Regions from separate parts of the Homo sapiens genome. Here region 1 is linked to region 2. The links are chromatin loops, found by intact Hi-C in ENCODE. Cell type or tissue: mammary epithelial cell. All regions are shown on one strand. Links, peaks and the distances in the headings refer to the core of each region. The heading gives the core; the rest is flanking DNA.

What was found. Hi-C counts contacts between places; a loop is a spot of excess contacts. Peaks named below come from ENCODE experiments on the same cell type or tissue, not always from the same donor. Only the 100,000 strongest peaks of a DNase experiment are listed, where the experiment ranks them.
Region 1: a loop joins it to region 2, with 2.6 times the contacts of the local background. A loop is called at or near these places in 3 of 110 quality-filtered maps.

Annotation. Positions count from the first base shown.
Region 1 is chr13:38,360,868-38,371,641 of GRCh38, reverse strand. It overlaps UFM1 (ubiquitin fold modifier 1), which reads right to left. Exons shown (of 6, transcript NM_016617.4): 6 at 8,023-10,774. Among named protein-coding and RNA genes, the nearest start is that of UFM1, 16 kb to the right of the region's middle. RefSeq lists an enhancer at 7,010-7,518. In mammary epithelial cell, for the core only: no CTCF peak of the experiment used is centred there; a DNase peak (open chromatin) is centred at 4,181.
Region 2 is chr13:38,414,057-38,424,830 of GRCh38, reverse strand. No RefSeq gene overlaps it. Among named protein-coding and RNA genes, the nearest start is that of UFM1, 70 kb to the right of the region's middle. RefSeq lists a silencer at 5,043-5,092. In mammary epithelial cell, for the core only: a CTCF peak has its summit at 6,823; no DNase peak of the experiment used is centred there.

The DNA of each region.
Region 1 (10,774 bases), core at 1,864-6,863, 51 kb after region 2:
GATTTGAGTCCTTCATCCATCTTGAGTTGATTTTTTAATAAGATGAGAGATGATGATCCACTTTTATTTTCCTACATGCGGCTTGCCAATTATCCCAGCACCATTTGTTGAATAGGGTGTCCTTTCCCCAGTTTATTTTTTTGTTAGCTTTGTCAAAGATCAGTTAACCGTAAGTATTTGGGTTTATTTCTGCATTCTCTATTCTGTTCCATTGGTCTATGTGCCTATTTTTATACCAGTACCATGCTGTTTTGGTGACTATAGCCTTAAATGAAATAACCAAGATCAGAGCAGAACTAAATGAAATTGAAACAAACAAACAAAACAATGCAAAAAAATAAAAGAAACAAAAAGCTGGTTCTTTGAAAAGATAAACAAAATTGATAAACCATTAGCAAGATCAACCAAGAAAAGAGAAAAAATTCAAATAACCTCAGTTAGAAACGAAATGGGAGATATTACAACTGACACCGCAGAAATACAAAAGATCATTCAAGGCTACTATAAACACCTTTACATGCATAAACTAGAAAACAGAAGAGATGGATAAATTTCTGGAAAGATACAACCCTCCTAGTTTAAATCAGGAAGAATTAGATACCAAAACAGACCAATAACAAGTAGCAAAATTGAAATGGTAATTAAAAAAAAAAGTCCAGAACCAGATGGATTCACAGCTGAATTCTAACAGACATTCAAAGAATAATTGGTACTAATTCTGTTGACACTATTTCACAAGATCGGGAAAGAGGGAATCCTCCCTAAATCATTCTATGAAGCCAGTATCACCCTAATACTAAAACTAGGATATGACATAACCAACCAACCAAACAAATGAAAAACTACAGACCAATATCCCTCATGAACATAGATGCAAAAATCCTTAACAAAATTACTAGCTAACTGGATCCAACAACATATCCAAAAGATAATCCACCATGATCAAGTGGGTTTCATACCAGGGATGCAGGGACGGTTTAACATACACAACTCAATAAATTTGATACAACACATAAACATAATTAAAAACAAAAATCACATGATCATCTCAATAGATGCAGAGAAAGCATTTGACAAAATCCAGCTTCCCTTTATAATAAAAATTCTCAGCAAAATCATTATACAAGGGATATACTTCAATGTAATAAAAGCCGTCTATGACAAACCCACAGCCAACATAATACTGAATGGGGAAAAGTTGAAAGCATTCCCTCTGAGAACTGGAATAAGACAAGGATGCCCATTCTCACCAGTTCTCTTCAACATAGTACTGGAAGTCCCACCCAGAGCAGTAAGAAAAGAGAAAGAAATAAAGGGCATCCAAATTGGTAAAGAGGAAGTCAAACTGTCGCTGTTTGCTGATGATATGATTGTAAACCTAGAAAACTCTAAAGACTTCTCCAAAAAGCTCTTAGAACTGATAAAAGAATTCAACAAAAGTTTCCGGATACAAAATTAATGTACACAAACTCTCCTATACACTAACAGGGACCAAGCTGAGAATCAAATCAAGAACTCAACCCCTTTTTTGATAGCTGAAAAAAAAAAAAAGAAAAATTTAGGAATATACCTAACCAAGAGGCTGAAAGACCTCTACAAGGAAAACTACAAAACAGTGCTGAAAGAAATCATAGACAACACAAACAAATGGGAAACACATCCCATGCTCATGGATGGGTAGAAACAATATTGTGAAAATGACCATACTGCCAAAAGCAATCTACAAATTCAATGCAATTCCCATCAAAATACTACCATCGTTCTTCACAGAACTAGAAAAAACAATTCTAAAATTCATGTGGAACCAAAAAAGAGCCCACATAGCCAAAGCAAGACTAAGCAAAAAGAAGAAATCTGGCTGCTGCTGACTCTCATCAAACAAGGGAAATTTTGCTAGAGTTTGGGTGGGAAATCACTAGGCATTCACCTTACAGTCCTGATTGGGTCCTTCTTTTTGTTTCCTAATCTTAAAAAAATCTTTAAAGGGCACTTATTTGTTTTTTCTTCAACCAATAAAAAAGACTACATTGACATGGCTACATTTCCAGGACCCTCAGTTCTTCAGGGATAAACTAAATGGCTGGTCTCATCACTTATAAACATGTCTTGAACTTGACAGATTCTATTAAGTAATAGAATTTACTTTTAAAAAATCTTTTAATTCCATTTTTTTTCCACAAGATATTTGAAGTCTCCTCATATGTGCATGGGCCAACTGAAGTTTTTCTATAAGGCAGCTTACCTTTTCTCTTCCTACTATCTGGAGTACTGTTCTTCCACACAATTACATAAGGGTATTCCTTATCATCTTATCCAAAATAGCACTTATTCCTTATCACCTTAACTGAAATGCTGTGCTTTGACTTAAAAAAATAGCACTTGACATATTTGCTTATTGATTTACTGGCTTTCTCCCCCGTTATGCTATCAGCTCCATGCACTTTGTCTAGTTATCAGTAAGAGTAGTGGATAAAAATAAAGTGCTTACTGATTAAATTCATGCTTACTAAATTCATGAATGTCTTTCCATATGCCTTCCCTTAATGTTCCTGCTAAAATCACCCCCCCCACTGTGAAGTCATCTATAACAGCACTACAACAGTCAACCATTGCTATAGCACTCATTATCTGACACATTCATTTGGCACTAACTACATAACCCTCAAAAATTAATTATAACCCATTTTAACCCAAGAGATAAAATAGTTTAAAATGGTGATGATGTTAATTACCCTTGGAACATCGCCCTATATATTTCATTGGCACATCAAATTCTGGCAACTGCTCCAGAACTATAATTGTATCTAGAGGAAGGATCTACTAATTATAGGTTTATTCAAGTCTTGTTGCATTTGACAATATGGAAAACATTCCTTTTTATTCTAGGATACTCCTCAATCCCTATGTTTGGAAGGGTCAATATAAACTCACTATTAAATAGTATAGTCAAGTAAAATAGGAGATGATGTTTGGGACTGTTTGAAATTAGCAAAAGCATTAGTTAGGGTTAAAAAATATCTCACACTCAAAAAGGAAAGAGATGTAAGGTCTGTCTAGGTAGACTGAGGACAAGGAGAGGCAACAAAGCTAAATGCTGATTTGACCAATTGCAAAGAATGCTTCAAAATGGAGCAAAGAAACTGCATTTTAGGAAAATCTTTAGGGGACTCCCAGCTTTTCAGAACAAAGCCATGTTTTTTGGTGACAGTGTGGGTGGAGATAGAAGGTATATAATGAAGGTAAAATGTACAGTTGACCCTTGAACAAAACAGGTTTGAACCACATGGGTCCATTTATACATGGATTTTCTTCTGCCTCTGCTAACCCGTCCTCTTCTTCAGACTACTCAATGTGAAGACAAAGATGAAGACCTTTATGATGATGCACGTCCACTTAATGAATACTATATTTTCTTTTCCTTAAAATTTTCTTTCCTGTAGCTTAAAGATACAGTATATAACCTATGAAATATGTGTTGTTTATGTTATTGCTAAGGCTTCTGGTCAACAGTAGGCTATTAGTAAAATTTTTGGAGAGTCAAAAGTTATATGCAGATTTTTGACTGTGCAAAGGGTCAAGGCCTTGAACCTCCACATTCTTTAAGGGTCAACTCTAGAAAGTATAGAAGGTAAGGAATAATAGATTGGAATTTTACATTTATTTATTTGTTTACAGCAAGAGGATGGCATCCTTAGAATCTGGTTCATTTTATTGAAGTTCCTGTGAAATACTATTTTTTTAATGGTTTCAGAAATACAATCTTACTAGGAAATAATAGGGAGATGGATTACACTTTAGAAAATAACTTCCCAAATGCAAGGTTCTATGAATACAGGTATTACCCTTTCATAGGTATCAAGGTACTGGCTTAATTTAAAAATTAAATAAAAATATTTGGAACATAATTATTTCCATGTTGGGAAGCAACTGCAATTAAGCCTTTAGCAATTTTTATTGAAGGGAGTCTGTCACTTCTTTTGCTCTCTACTCCAACCCATACAGCAGGATTATGAAAGTTCTAGATTAAATTTTGCGTGTATGTGGAATTGACAGCAATACACCAGATCTGTCATAGTGACTACAGCTCCCTGAAGCCTTCATTTTTTATTGCTTTGAGAAACAAATAAGGTATTTCCTTACTGAAGGATATAGTTCCCCACAAGAACAATGTGACCTCTCTACAGTCCTTTTGGTTAATTTCCCTATGTGACTCATTTAATTACTCATTCATTGTCTCTTATGTTTCATTTCTACGTAATGTGCACATCTACAGATAATTCAGAAAGTCCTAATCCATCCATCCGTTTATCTAAAAAATCAGAGAAGCTAGTATCTCCACTAGAGACTTGTCAAAATGTCTGTGGCACTGACAACAAAAATTAGTTTATTTCTAACACAGCTCATCAGTTGTAAATTGTGCATTTAAGAATTAATTTATTAAATCCAAGTGTTACTCAGCCAAACAAATATTGACATGATGTATCATCACAATATGCTCTCAATAACAGCTTTTACACTGCTAACAAGTTTTGCCAAAAAATGAGAGATTTATGCCAAAAACTGGCTCTCTGAATTTGTCTGCCAACCTTAGCCAGTGTTTTGCATCTAGTAACAAAATTACATCCTCTATGTAGCAAAGCAGATAATAGGGCCATACATCTACTTTTAAAATGTTCACCATTCTCTTTGTTGCTATAAATGTGTATATTTACTGAAAAGGAGTCTATAAGTGCAGTGTTTGTGTGGATTGCTGAATGTTAAACTTTGCAAGCAAAGTGAGATCACAGAAATATTAAATAGCAATCTATGAGGCTCATTCCAGATGTGCTCATTTTATTTTGAAAAAGTATTTCAATACAATTCTAGGCAAACTGATGATAAATACATGATACACATTGTGGACTTTATAATCATACAGACCTAGGAGTCAATCTCACCGTAACCTTAAACATATTAACTGAAGTCTCAGCTTCCTGAACAGTAAAGTGAAGAAATTAACACTGGCATTTGTGAAGGGATTAAGGATTAAATGAGTCAATGTCTGTAAAGTGCCTCACACTGTGCCCAGCATATAAAAAGGGATTCGTTACACATCTTCATGTCCATGATTACTAGACCAGGTAATTTTGGTGTTTTTGAAATGTATAAATTTGGGAAAGTCCAAGAAATGGGAATGAATGGATGTTAATCATGTTTCGTCTCCAGTATTTAACAATATGCAGCATATAGCTAATAATGTTTGTTTAAAAATAAGAGAATGTTTTACAATTAAAAAAAGTAGTTAATTTAAGTAAATTTCTGCTACAAGAAACAGTGGGCAACATGGGTATACCGGTTAACCAAATAATCTGGTGAAAAGCAGTTACTTTATGTATGAGACACAGTTCTAATTTTCAAAATATTCTTTTATGTAGTTTTTCAATTATAAAGTACTTTTTGTTTATGGGCAAAGCGATTTGGAAACCTAGTTTCAGTCATGGTCTTAGACTTTTATAAAATTTATATTTTAGAGACAAGTAATTCTGTATTTAGTAATTGCTAGAATGGAGGAATATACAAAATGTAAAATTGCTTAGACAGTTAATACCTACTGCTTTGGAGGAGGGAGGAAAGGCTCAATGGCTTTTGATCTTAAAGAATAAATCCTAGGTTTTCCAGGCAGACAAATGGGGTAAGTAAAGAAATGAAAGCATAAGAACATGGCACATCACAGATAACTAAACATTATTTGTGGTTCAGTGTAGCTGCGGTGTAAATTAGGGAAGGAAACTGTAAGGAAGAGAGTAGTAGTAGCAGATGACTCTAACACAGACCAGTTCATGAAGGGCCTCGTATGTCACAGACAGTGTAGATTTTTTATTCAGTAGGATTTTGATTAATGAAATGGCATAAAAAAACTCATTACAGCAAGTGTGAAAGAGGAAATGAAGAGACTAGAGGCTCTTAGTATAAACGAGAAGATGAGGGCTTTTGTTACAGTGGGGATGGCTGAGATATTCTGTTAACAACATCAAGAGAATTTTGTGATTGTCTTGATACATCAAGAAAGGAAAATCAGGAGTAACAGATTTGACGGTAAGAGAACCTTAGTCAATTTGAAGGATATGGTTAATAGGTTGGATAGATTGAACTTTTCAAGAGTATTTATTTCAATTAATGGTTTAATGGCCTAGTTTGAGTAATGATTTACCCATCACCAGCACTAACCAATAGAGGGCACTTCCAGAATTTCTGTATTAAAGAAGTTTATGGGCAGCAATCTAGTAGAAAAAGTGGGCTATTAGGAGACTAACCTTGCAGCTTCACTTGCAAAATACACTAAAATTAAAAAACACAATGTCTGATAGGCTAATGAATATGGCGGCATAGTCCCTACTCCCACTACTGGTTGGTTTATAATTAATATCCTAGAATTTTATCATATTTATACCATATATACACCACGTATTAAAAAAGTAAGGCCATTCATTATCATTACACACAGTCAGTACTCTGACATGGAATTTAAGCCTTACATATTTTCTTACTTTTAATCTGCGATTCAATACGCATCTAGTATATCACAGAAAATATATACTAAAAATTTCTCCGTATAATGTGCAGAGTTTGGGTCAAATCATGGGTTTAAATTTCAAATCTCAACTTAAGCCTCTTTCTTTTTCTATAAAAGGGGAAAATAACCTGGAATTGTTATAAAGAATGGGTAAATAAAAATGAAATTATCCGTCAAAATATTTGACACACAGTAGATGTTCAACAGATTTCTTTAGGATGAATTACATATATAAATCATTATTTTTTGTGTGGTTTTATAAATGGCCTCAGGAACACTATCAGTTAACTTAGAATCACTCCATTAAAGTATAACAATGCTTCCAATTCAGGAATACTTCAAGGTCCTCGCGTAAAAAACATCTTTTTACGCGAAGATATTAAGTTTTAATATCTTAATATTGGAGTAGAGGAATTAAATAGGATTGCATTTTCTTCCCACTAACGTTTCTTTTGAACAGCTAGTTCTAAGAAAAACTTATCTAAAGAATGTTTGACTTGAAAAACTTTTTTTTTAAAATTTTTTTAGTATTTATTGATCATTCTTGGGTGTTTCTCGGGAGAGGGGGATTTGGCAGGGTCATAGGACAATAGTGGAGGGAAGGTCAGCAGATAAACATGTGAACAAAGGTCTCTGGTTTTCCTAGGCAGAGGGCTCTGCCGCCTTTCGCAGTGTTTGTGTCCCTGGGTACTTGAGATTAGGGAGTGGTGATGACTCTTAACGAGTATGCTGCTTCCAAGCATCTGTTTAACAAAGCACATCTTGCACCGCCCTTAATCCATTTAACCCTTAGTGGACACAGCACATGTTTCAGAGAGCAGGGGGTTGGGGGTAAGGTTATAGATTAACAGCATCCCAAGGCAGAAGAATTTTTCTTAGTACAGAACAAAATGGAGTCTCCTATGTCTACTTCTTTCTACACATAGTAACAATCTGATCTCTCTTTCTTTTCCCCACATTTCCCCCTTTTCTATTCGACAATACCGCCATCGTCATCATGGCCCGTTCTCAATGAGCTGTTGGGTACACCTCCCAGACGGGGTGGCGGCCGGGCAGAGGGGCTCCTCACTTCCCAGACTGGGCGGCCGGGCAGAGGCGCCCCCCACCTCCCAGACGGGGCAGCGGCCGGGCGGGGGCTGCCCCCCACCTCCCAGACGGGGCGGCTGGCCGGGCGGGGGCTGCCCCCCACCTCCCGGAGAAAAACTTCAAAGGTTGTGCAGTGAGTGAGACTGTTAGCTAGCACCTTCACCTCAGGCTACTTACCAAGCATTGGAAAGTGCACTGTCCAAGATTCCAGAACATATTCTACTTACTTTGACCCCTTAGACCTCATTCTGTTCTTCTACAAAGTGAAAAGGTGGCCTTCTCATTAATTCTCAAACCACCTGCATGGCAGAAATCACCAGAACTCCTGTTTACAGAGGATCTTTATATATTATTACAGATGTAATAAATCAGAATTCAAGGAGTGGTTTCCAAAAATCTGTATTTTTAATTTCCTAGGCGACTCTGTTATCACCCAGGTTTGGAACCTACCAACCTAGCCAGTTACAATAACCCCATTTTCTTCTCAACTTTTTTTTTTTTTTTTTCCGTCTGTAAAATGGACAGGCATTTGCAAGTACTGTTATGTATCACTGAATCACAGGAACAAATTCTGAGAAATGCTTCCTTAGGCAATTTTGTCACTATGTGAACATCAGAATGTACTTGTACAAACCTAGTTGATGTCACCTACTACAAACTTAGGCTATTTGGTATGGCCTATTGCTCCTAGGCTACAAACCTGTAGAGCATGTTACTGTACCTAATACTGTAAACAACTGTAAAATGATGGTAAGTACTTGTGTATCCAAACATAGATAAAGCACAGTAAAAATATAGTAATATGGGACCACGGTCATATATGCGGTCTGTTGTTGGACGAAACATCACTACTATGTCTGTGGCAGATGACTATAAACTAATTTCTCTGACTTATGGTCATTAATCATCTTTGCCCTTTTTTTCTTTACTACATGTATTATATACTGACTCAAAAGGTGTGCTGATTAAGAGCTCTAATAATAAGAACAGACAATATGGTTTACAATATAACAACATGTATTTTCATTAGATATTAATTATAAACCAATAACGCATGTAAACTGAATACAATACTTCAAATCATTCTGCACAAAGAAATTACAGATCACATTTTTTTAATAACAAAATGTCTACTTGTTTAATAAAATGTTTTTAGGAACTTACAATGTTCAAAACCAAAGAATAAAAATATTAAATATATCACTTTATGGCACAGGACAACATAAATTTATTTTTGTAACACAGCAGGCAAATTTTTGTGCTAGAAACAGGATGGAGAAAAATCTAAATTAAAGCAAAAAGTCAGGAAATGGGTGTTCATAAATTCCTGCTTAACTAAGACTCAACATTTATTGTAAGAAACGGGGCCTCTGAACATCAGATTTTGTTTATAAAAATAAAAACTTCCTCCCTGTCTCTGCTAAAAATACAAAAATTAGCTGGGCGTGGTGGTGCATGCCTGTAGTCCCAGCTACTCGTGAGGCTGAGGCAGGAGAAGCCTGGCGACAGAGAGTCTGCCTCAAAAAAAAAAAAACAAAACAAATAAATAAAAATAAAAACTTCCTCAAACATCAGATTTTTTCACCTCAGCAAATACTTTTTCCTTTGATAATTCATAATCCTGCTGTTCATTTGTCACATTTATGAATATCTGGTAATTTCATAAACAACTACCAATGGTACACTTCAAATGCTGATTCTGTTGAATCTTCTTATTTTTTTTCCCCCAATGAACTTAGGGCCTATGATAGAGAAGATACTGAAACATGCTAAGATAATAATTGGTCTTAGAAAGACTTTACAGCAAGTATTTAATGAAAGCCACTACATTTCCAGCTCTAAAAAGAGCCAGACACAATCCCTGCTTCCAGAGTTCACCATTCAGAATACAGGAGGTCAAGCACTGATTCTGAATCATTAATGGGCTTTGATTTCGTCTTTCAAGATTTGCATAGATACTGATTTCTTCCGGAAGGGCAAATAAAATCTTCCCTTACACACATCATTCTTTGGATTCTCATAAGGGGTATTTTGAAGTCTGTATGTTGACAAGGCCAGTAGATACTTTGTTTTCTCTAACTGCCTTCTTCTACTTAAGACTATGTCAAGTATTTTGTTTTCCCTTTCAGTTCTCCCCAACATACACCTTCTGCAGTTTTGTCTATCCAGTCCGCTTTTCTGTAACACTTTGCTACCCCCTTCTGTTCCCCTTCACTGTTTCCTCTGTTGCTTTCCTCCTTAATAGAAGCCTGGTGATCTGGGCTTCCCCATCTTTCCTTTCCTGGCTTCTTATTCACATGGGTGACTGATCTTAGCACTTCCTTAAAAGTTGGGTTTTCAATAAATATAACTCATCAGCACTTCCGATCTGTATTTCCTTGAGCTTTTTTTTGATCTTCAGATCTGTGCAATAATACTCTGTTCCTGAATGCTATTTAGAAATACTATCCTCAAAACACCAGTGGTTTCTTGAAGCTACTTGTTTTAAATGTTGTATCAAAAGAGATTGATAAAGGAATGTATAACTCAGCAAAGGATGCTTCTACTGTAAATTCCCACCATTAAAAGTACTGGATTCTATAGGTCCACCATTAAAAGCTGGTATGGGACACCAATTTATACACATAAGGGTTAGATTAAAATTTTAATTTTTTGGTTGATATTAAACTGAAATTTATATAACTGAGGTCTGAATCTTAAAAAAAGTAAATGATAAAAATTTAATATAGTTAACTGTTCACTGATATGTCTATTCACTTCATCACAACCTATATATTTAATTAAAAATCAAATTATGAGTCTGCAAATCAGATGCTATCAAGCAAATTGCCATCCAGGGTCCATAATTCTTTTTATATTTTTATCTCAGATGAATATATACGATTCAGTAAATTTTAATGTTCCAAATTGTTCTAAAAAAAAAAATTATCAAAAGCTTCCAGTTAACAGTTGGCTAATTCATTTGCCCCCAACGAACTACCTGTTTGTGTTGTGAGGTAGCATCAAAGACTATGATCTTCTGTGACAGTAGTAGCCTTAATTCATACGCATTCCCTCTTCATAGGAAGAGTATGGACAACAAAAAGGGACAGATGAGTCACCTTTCATTAATCATTGACTCCTGGTGTTTTCATA
Region 2 (10,774 bases), core at 3,833-8,832:
CCACCTGGTTACTTGAGACCCAGGATAACTAGGAAGACATTAGGGAGGGTACCCGTGTAATAGTTTCAAAATTCTTTTCAATGATTTTAAAATCTTAAGATATGTTCAACTAAATGACATATAATGATGAAAGCTCTAGTCATTTGTAAATTAAAATACTAAAACATTAATAATTAAACATAAGTTTAAGTTTATATACTTTACCATCTTATTTTTATATAGTATAGAAAAGTTAAATGTATTTAGATCTGTTAATAAACAATAATTTGAGGAAAATATCTTTCTAAAATATTAAAAGTGGTTTTTATCTATCAATACTGATATAAAATAGTTCAAAATTGCTTTCTACGGATTTCACTAAAAATTAGGTTTACTAAGAGTTAAAGTTAATACATGCAATTAAAACTACTAGATGTGAGAAGACAATTCTGTATAGAAAGTGCATAAACAAAATCAAGCTATGCTTTTGATTAGGGAAGTTATAAAGGCATAAAAATGTGTTGTTAAAAAATGTTGTCTAGTTCATGTTACTTAAAGTTTGTTTCAAATTGAAAAAAAGTTTAAAAGGATGCAGGTAAACTAAAATATGAAAAGTTGAAAAATGTTAAGAGATTATAAACGATTTATGGAAATCTAGTGTGGTCAAAAGCTGACTGAGGCTGAAAGAGTTTGTCTATAAGGTTTTATTAAAATTAGCTTTATTGATATTACACTAATATAAAAGTAAAATGTATTTTTCTTTTTTGAACAAAAATTCTATGTAATATTAATAAGTGACGTTTTATTTTTTGCAATTTCCTCGAAAGGTAAGAAAAATAAACTTAGTGAACTGCAAAAAATAAAAAAGAGAAGAGAGAAAGAGAGATAGATTCTGTCTCATGAAGTCTTTGTCGGATCTTTTGATTGTTTGGAAAACTCAGTCTCCTCTATCAAATAGTAAACATGTTTGTTTTTTAAAATATTTTAATTCACTATAGCTAAAAGAGTGACTATTATTTTATAATGACCTGTGATTCTATTTTGGTCAAGTGCTTTAAACTTTTGACATATTTGACAGGCTTCCCGATATCAAAATTAGCTCTGAGTTAATTTTTTGAGATCTTTTTATAGATGTAAAATTCTTTTACAAAAGCATTTCAAAATAGCCAGTTAAATTCTAGAAAGACATATTTTTAAAAAGGCATTTAACTTAGCTGCTGTTTCTTAGCTAAAATGACCAGGTTCAGAGAGGATCCCATTAAGAAATAGGACAAAGAAAGTTGTTTTTTTTTTTCTTTTTGAGACGGTGTCTCGCTCTGTTGCCCAGGCTGGAGTACAGTGGCGTGATCTCGGCTCACTGCAATTAGCTTCAAAATTAGATCTTTGTTTTTTAACCTATAACTTTGGGATGCTACAGAGGGACCCTGTAGCATTCAAAACAGAGATAAACAGGATTCTTTGATATGGCAAATTATGTGGAAAACATTGTCAAATAAGAAATGATGTTTAACCTTTTTCGAGTTATATTTTAATTAATGTTATTAATATCTGTTCCAAAATTGTATAGAATTCCTAAAATTCTCAAATGTTTGGATCTATGCTATCATTCATATTTTTTGCTGTTATGTTAAATAATTGTAGGCCACAGAAATAACAAAATTTTCTTGTCAATTGTGTCTTTATGACCATTTTAAGTTTTTCCACAGTTCATGGCTTAATTTTGATGCGCTTTCTGAAGACTTCACAAGCACGCAAAATCCTAGAGTACTGTGTGTTTAGAGATTCATGAAAATGATGGAAAGGACCTTGATGAGCACTCTTAAATACAGGTTTTTAATAGCTTTAGGATCATATCATTTGGACTGGATAAGAATTCCCGGAACTCTAATGAAGAGACTGACTGGTTTGTAAAACTGCTAACCCAAGCAGGACAAAAAATAGTTGAAAACCAAGAAAATACTTTGCTAGATTTTCATGCTAAATCAGCCAGTATTGAAATTGTTTAAATGTGCAATTTGAATGAACTCCATAGTCCAAGTCAAACTATCTGTGATAATTCATCAGTTATCAGTGCTATGTCCTAAATTGGAAAAAAGAAACTGGTATTTAAGAGAAGATAAGGCCGGGTGTGGTGGCTCACGCCTGTAATCCCAGCACTTTGGGAAGCCGAGGCGGGCAGATCATGAGGTCAGGAGTTCGAGACCAGCCTGGCCAACATTGCAAAACCCCGTTTCTACTAAAAATACAAAAATTAGCCAGGCATGGTGGTGGGTGCCTGTAATCCCAGCTACTTGGGAGGCTGAGGTAGAAGAATCGCTTGAACCTGGGAGGCGGAGTTTTCAGTGAGCTGAGATTGCGCCACTGCACTCCAGCCTGTGCGACAGAGTGAGACTCCATCTCAAAAAAAAAAAAAAAAGGAGAACATAAGTCCATTGTTAAGCTTAGACTCATGGAGAACCTGAACAGCTGCCTGGTCCTTTCTGACTCCTTAAAGCTGTCATTACTAAAAGCTTTGAATTCCATGACTCATCATGAAAGAAATAAAATGATCCCAATTAAAATTATATATATTGATTTGGTTGCTGTTCTAAATCATTAACATAGCTTACAGTTAGTGTTTGATTTGTCAAACCCATATTCCTGGGGAGACAATCAAAACTTCAGGTATATCTCTGCTACCTGATGGGACATTTAAACATTTAAAGAAGATTTTCATTATATCGTCATTTGCAATGCATGTTATCTGGTTGTATAAAAGCTTTCCCATGCCAGAGGGCTGATGTCATAGCAGTAGCTAAAAGGTTATTATGAAATGTATTTTTGTCATGGAACATTCCTGGGCAATCTTCAGTGATAGAAGCACTTGTTTCACTGGAAAGTTGTAAAACAGTTAATAAGGTATTCTAGATACAGTAGCTTTAGGCAAAGCTAACTGAACTGAGTGGATTGCTTTGGTCAAAAATATTTCAGATTGATGACACTCAGATCCACTTCCAAGGTAAAACAGAAGGTGACACTTTATAAAATAGTCTTACTGGAAGGTGTATGAACCTGATAATAGAACCTCATGCAGCCTTCACTACTGAATTCTGATAGAGCTAAATGCTGCAATGCTTTAATACATTATGCCAAGGTATATTTTTACCAGGTAAAGAAAGCTTCTCATGTTCTATTGACTGAGAATAATCAAACCCTTCATAATCTAGAACTTAGAGATTGTATCTTTTGAGAACAACATCAGAGAAAGACTGTCTTTGCCATCCACACAGCAGAAAAACGTTGGGACCTTGGGCCTTGGGTTCATAATATCACAACTCAGAAGGGTCCCTTGAGACTCTTGGAACTGTACACCCATCAGAGATCTTAAAGTAAAGCTAACTAGAGATGCTTCTCCCCACAAGCAAATGACAACCTTAAAGTGGACGCTTTGTCCCAGTATCACAGATCAAGACTTCTCTGCTATTATGAGACTCTGATCTCTCTATTTTTCCTTGCTTATGCCTCTATGAATAAGAGAACTGAAAAGGATCTCTCTTGTACATTTGTAGGGTATATTTGTATTTGTGGAGGATTTTGTAGCCAATCTAATATATGGACAATTTTATGCCTTGAAAAATGGAAGATGAAGGGCCAATGTGAGCTAGGAATTTTAATGGTATCTTTGTTGCTTCATAATCAGTCAGAAACAGAACATTGGACCACTCCTCTTAACCTACATCATAGGTTAAAGAGAATGTTGCCAGGAGGCCTTCACTCTTCTAGATGGGTAGCATTTGTTAGGTCTCTTTTTCCATAGTTTGGAGTAAATAAGGCAATGATTAAAAATTTATTCTTTATAAAAGGCTCAATAGCAGATTCTACTGTAAAGGCTATGGTTACACAGCAGACTTTAAATTCTTGTAAAAACATTGTGCTAAATAATAGAATTGCTCTTGATTACTTATTGGCTAAACAGAGAATTACCTGTGCAGCTGCTGATACTTCAAGTTGTACATGGAGGAATACATTGGGCATTATAGAAATTCAGCTGTAAGGAATTAATGAAAAGGCTGCTTGCTTAAAAAATAGACTCCTTATCTAGCTCATTCTGTGATCTATTTGATTTTAGTTAGTTTGTTTCATGGGGACCTTGGCTAAGGAGCATACTCTAAACTCTTTAAACAACTTCCTGATAGTCATGATAGTAGTCTCCCAGCTGCACTGTATTCTCGAAGAAGTTTTAAATGTTTGGATGTAGCCATCCATATAATGCCAAATGATCTCTATTCAACCAGAATGACAAAAACTCAAAGAGATGTATGACCCATGAGCTCACTGTACCCTACGAATGATGTACTGAGACCAGAAACCCAAAATGATGGCAACTGAGAGTGGCACTAAAACCGTAAGTTTTAGTTATACTCTCACCTAAGTGAGATGAAGTCTTCTCTGTTGCCCAGGCTGGAGTGCACTGACGCAATAGCTCACTACAATGTCCACCTCCCAGGTTCAAGTGATTCTCCTGCTTCAGCTTCCCAAGTCACTGGGATTACAAGTGCATATCACCACACCTGGCTAATTTTTGTATTTTTAATAGAGACAAGGTTTCACCATGTTGGCCAGGCTGGTCTCAAACTCCTGACCTCAAGTGATCTGCTCACCTTGGCCTCTCAAAGTGTTGGGATTACAGGTGTGAGCCACCATGCCTGGCCAGGGGGACATTTTTTTAAACAAAATTATGGGAGGCCATTGTTTCAAACTGAGCTTGTGAAGTAGGCTCCAACAGACCAGGTCAAACCAAAATGGAGTCACTCATGCTAAACATGACATAATCAAACTGAATCATTGACTCAGATAGATCCTAAAATAGACCTGGCTTTGTTTTTCTCTTGTAAACAGTAGATTCAACACAAAAAGGTCCTCTCTACTCTAACCCTTACAGAAAAAAAAAATTACCTGACATTTACAATAATGACAGTGACATCAATGCCTAATGTTTTGGTCTATTTCTCAAAGTTGACCAAAAGGGGAGAATTGTTAAGTTTATATTAAACCTGCCTCCTTACTTATTTTAAGTTTAGCCTAAAAGTTTCCCTATACATAGTAAACTGAAACCTCACTTGATGTGTAAACAGACTAACCTACTCTTGTGTCAGTCACTGAGTTCTGTCCAATTAAAGGTGGCCAACTGTTCAAACCATGTTCAAATAAGGCAAATGCCAAACTGTAATGCATCTGGCTGTTTCTTATCTCACTTCTGTTTTCTGTATGTCACTTTCCTTTTACTGTTCATAAATGTTCTTCCACTACGTGGCTGCACTGGAGTCTCTCTGTGTCCACTCTGGCTCAGGAGGCTGCCCGATTCATGAAACCTTCTTTGCTCAATTAAACTCTGCTAAATTTAATTTGTCTAAGGTTTTTCTTTTAGCAACGTTCATGGAGCTTCACTTTATAGGGACAGGGAATATTAATTGTCAGAAAACAAAAATGAAATACAGAAATAGCTTGATTATTTACAGCTTGGCTCAGCATTTGCCACATTTGCACATGGTCTGACCAGTTAACAGACTATGATTGGCTTAAGCTTAGCTACTATGATTGGCTAAGACTAAGCCACAAGTTACAAAATATACTCTTAATTTAGATTGCAGTCTGTTTACACACTATGTTAGGTTAAGGATGTAAGTACAGAGGCAGCTTTAACAATCTAATTTAACAATATTATCTAATTTAACAATATTATCCAGTGGCATAGAAAGAATAATGTGACTTTAGGTTTTTACTAAATAAATAAATGTAGAAATATCCTAATAGAGGACACAGTGGCCAAAGTATACTCCAAAAACATACAAGTCATAATAAGATTTAAGTGAGATTTTAATGACAGGTTTTTAAAAAATTGTCTTAAGAATAAATCATTCAAACCATGGTAAAATAGTTGACAATCGGGAGGCTGAGGCAGGAGAATGGCATGAACCCAGGAGGCAGAGCTTCCAGTGAGCTGAGATGCGCCACTGCACTCCAGCCTGGGCGACAGAGCGAGACTCCATCTCAAAAAAAAAAAAAAAAAAAAAAGTTGACAATGATTATTTGATATTACTGCCCAACAATAAAATGCGCTGTAGTCGCCTCTGTGGAAGTCTTCTATTTATATTGGGAGGAACTCAGAAATGTCAGCTAGGTACCTGTTAGGTACAACTTCTTAGAGTAGTTTTTAAAAATCTCTAATCAAGTTCTCTCAGTGTTTCCACAAAGAACTTCTTATAATCAGGGTGATTGATGCCCCTTCAATCAGGGCAATTATTTGTGTGGGGAAAAATATAGTATGTTGAAATAGGTCTCTTAGTCATAGTCAAAGGAGCCACTTGGCCACTCTGAAGTTAGAGAAAAGAAAAACAGCTTCTACATAGAAAAAGGAATGACTTGGGAAATCCAGCATAGTGCAATACTATGCCATACTGCTGGTATACCAAAAAGGAATCTATGGCCTAAGCAATATTTAAAGTCTTCTTTTAAGGTAATGGGCTTTTGCAATAAGGACAAATGACTGAAAGAGGGCATTACCTTCCTCAAATATTTTGTATTCTAACACAGAGTATGTGGGATAAAAAAGAGTAACCCACACACTCTATCAAAATACCTGTTCTGTCAGTTTTACTAATTTTATAATTCTACATGTTGCAAGGGAAAAAGCTGATCAGGCTGAGATTAGGTAAAGAATATCTTAAACACACAAACATTCTATGCTTTTTATTTTATTTTTTCAAAGTATTTTCAGGTTCATGGCAAAATTGGAAGGTAGAGAGATTTGCCATATACTCCTCCTCCTCCCCCTGCCGTATGCATATCCTCCTCCATTACCAACATCTTCCACCAGAGGGGTGCATCTGTTACAAAATGATGAACCTACAGTGACACATCATTACCACCCAGAGTCTACAGTTTACACTAGGGTTCCCTCTTGGTGGTGTACACTCCATGGGTTTGGACAAATGTATAGTGGCATATATCCACCAATACAGTATCATACAGGAAGTTGCGCTGCTCTGAAAATCCCCTGTGTTCTTCCTATTCATCCCTCCCTGACTCCAACCCTGGTAATCACTGATCTTTTCCCTGTCTCCATAGTTTTGTCTTTTCCAAGAGGTCATAGAGTTGGAATCATATGGGATGTAGCGTCTTTCAATGAGTAATAATGTATTTACGTTTTCTTCATGTCTTTTCACAGCTTGATAGCTCTTTTCTTTTTTGTACTGAAAAATATTCCATTGTCTGCATGTACCTGTTTATCTTTCAGGGTTAACACAAGTCTCTTAACATTTAAAATTTTATTTTGTTGTCAGTTATTGTTCATTGAATACTTATTAAAAACAGAAAGATAATGTATGATTACAAATAAAACTATTTTCCAGAGTTAATGGCATTGCTATACATCCGGATGACTCATTGCTGAGTTTGCCCTGATTTGTTTTGTTCATTTTTCTACTTGATGCATTTGCTCATTGGTAACCCCCTACCCCCACCAATAAGAAAAACAGTTTTTAAAAATTATCACTTAAGAACCCAGAGCCTCTTTAGATGAAAAATAAATTATAACTTCAGAAAAGGAAGTACCAATAAAAGCCATCACACGTGTTCACAATTTAAATCATTCTTGGCCAGGCACCTTGGCTCACACTTGTAATCTCAGCAATTTGGGAGGCCAAGGGGAAAGGATCCCTTGAGGCCAGGAGATCTAGGCCAGCCTGGGCAACAAAGCGAGACTCCATCTGTACAAAAAAAATAAAATAAATTAGCCGGCCATGAAGGAGTTCCAGCTACTCATGAGGCTGAGGCAGGAGGACCACTTGAGCCCAGGAGTTTGAGGCTGCAGTGAACTATGATGCCATCATTGTGCTCCAGCCTGGGTGACATAGTGAGACCCTAAACAATTAAATCATTCTCATGAACTTATTGGACAGAATTTATTTAGGCAGCGATTGCATGGATCGGTACTAATTACTATATATAAGGTTTTAAAGATAAAGACCCTCTGCACAAGCAGTTTATCACACACCAGAGTTTACATTCATTGAGGAATATGTGCCAACCAATGTCCTAAGCACTTTTTTGGCATTATCTCATTTAATTCTCACAGTAATCCAGTGAGATTCATGTGACAATTTTCCCCAAATTTATAATTTAATATAATAATAAGAAGAAAACAAAGCCATGAAAATAATTTGTAGGCAAGGGCACATGCATGGGATAAAAATTAAGCTGATGGGAAGATTAAAAGATGGAACAGAGTAAAATTAAGGGATTACATTAAGTCTGGAAGATGAGAATTGAACAGTGTGTTACAGAGGAAGAGTAAAGAGCCCACTATTTCTCAGAAGTCAGTAATTACAGACTATATTATTATCAGGTATCAGACTTTAAAACACAGGAATTACAATATGTCAGCCTACTCAGGAAAGGCAGAATTTTATTTCTGAAGTGTTTTGACTACTAATCTGGGATACCAAGACCTCTCTACTCATCACTTAGTGAATTGTTGGACTACTTTCACTTCATAATATAAAATTAACTCAGTGAGCAAAAGCTAATTGTCAGTTTTATGATAAGATTAAGCTCTCATTTCTATCGGGGTGAACTGAAGAACTTTCTCTTTCTTTTTGAAAAGGAATAAATGGCTCAGGTCATTTCCAATTTAAATAATTTACTGGAATCAGGGAGATTGCCCTAAACCCATAAAGACCAATAAATCCTTTCCTCATTTTCTTTCATAAAACATGTCCAAGCACACTATATCCAGTGCTGACACTGCTCCTGGGCAGAAAGACCTAAAAATCCCAGAGGAAAAAAAAAAAAGAACAGATAAAAATCTCCATTCTCCCTGATGGCCATACTGTTTTAGTTATCTTTATTGAAAACTGTACTTTTGGATACATTATTATGTCTTTTGAAATATATGTGTCAGAATACCTATTTTTCCTTGAATAATAAAAAAAGGTAAATGGGTATTTTTCATAATCACACTAAGATTTTACAAAATAATTTTAGATGAAAGATTACATAATGATTTTCATTAAATAGTATCACAAAGTGAATTCAGATGAATTCAGACCCTTTGGTGAGCTGCCCCCTTACCCATGCAAAACTGGTAGTTTAGGAAGATTAACCTAGGGTCTAGAAAACAAAATGAATCCTATTTTTTTTCTTCTTAGAGTCACTTAACAGAATGGAAGCCAAAATTCTGCCTCTAAAGTCCCCAGTAGAAGTAAATCACAGTAGTGTTTTCTGATTCTCCCTGAGTGTGTCATGGTTTGTGCGGGTGCCCCTGCTGTAAAGCACAGGTTTGAGAGATGGAACAGTGCGATTACCTCGTTGTGTTCCTCTATGAGAAGGATGACAGACTCTGCGTACAGGGGAGGAAATGAAGGTCGTGAGGTTGCAAGTCTTTCAGTTCCTGGACTGCACCAAGAGCACCTATAAATAGCACACCAAGGCTTAAGGTGACACATGCCTCTCAACAGCATGCTTAATCCATGTACATTCACAGTCCTCACTAACTTTTTTCAGACATTTGTTTCAAAGTAGCTATCAGTTACTGAGATAAGCCCTTTAATGTATGTGCTTTACATACATGATCTCATTTAGTCTTTCCACAACCACAGTCTATAAGGTAGTACTTTCCAGGGCAACAACATAAATTTCCAGAAATTAGTGCAGGGTATAGTTTAAGATTAAACCCCACAGCGTAACCACTGTGCTGTGAGATTGAATGACATTTAATTCATTTACATGAGTTGTAAATGCCTAGCTATTAATAACAATTAAAATTCTGTTTGCATATATAATTTATATATTCAATATATAACATATACATTTAAAATATCCATTTTAATTATAGAGTTCAGTGGGTTTTGATAAATACATATATCTTGGAAACAAAAAACATTATTTATATACATAAACTATATAATTACATTTTATTATATATAAAATAAACTATATATATTCTAACACCACAGGAAGTTCTCTTGTACCCTTGCCCTTTGAAGTTGAACCCCTTTTATGCAGCCCAAAGGCAATGTCACTTTTAAGTCATATGATTATAGGTTAGCTTTGCCCATTTTTAAACTTCATATAAATGGAATAATATAACATAAATGAAATAATATAACATTTTATTTTATACTGAGCTTTTTCATTCAAGATTATGTTTTTTCTAGATCGTAGGAAACAAGATTATGTTTTATTTAGATCCTGGAAAAGAAGATTATGTTTTTTTAAGGTTCACTCATATTGTTGCATATATTTTTGTTATTGCTGAATGTATTTGTGTGAATATATCACAATTTGTTCATTCACCTATTGATGGAAATGTGGATTGTTTCCAGTTTTGTTCTATTATGAAGAAATCTACAATGGACACACCTATGCCATTATTTTGTGACATATATCTTTTATCTTAGGTAAAAATGGTAAAAATGTAGGAGTAGAATTGCTAAATCACAAATTTTTTCTTTAGCTATATAAGACACTGTTAAACTGTTTTGCAAAGTGCACAACTTTATATTCTTATTAGCAATGTAAGAGAGTTCCATTTGCCCTTCATCCTTGTCAACACCTAGCATTATCAGACGTTTTAACTCTCGCCCCCCCTAGTGTGACATTTCACGGTGTTTTAATTCCTTTGATAGCTAATTATGTTGAACATATTTTTCTGTTTATTGGTCACTAACATCTTTTCTTGTTTCAAAATTCCATTCACACTTTTGAATATTTGTTTTATTACTGAGTCATAGGATAATACATATTTTTTTCTTCC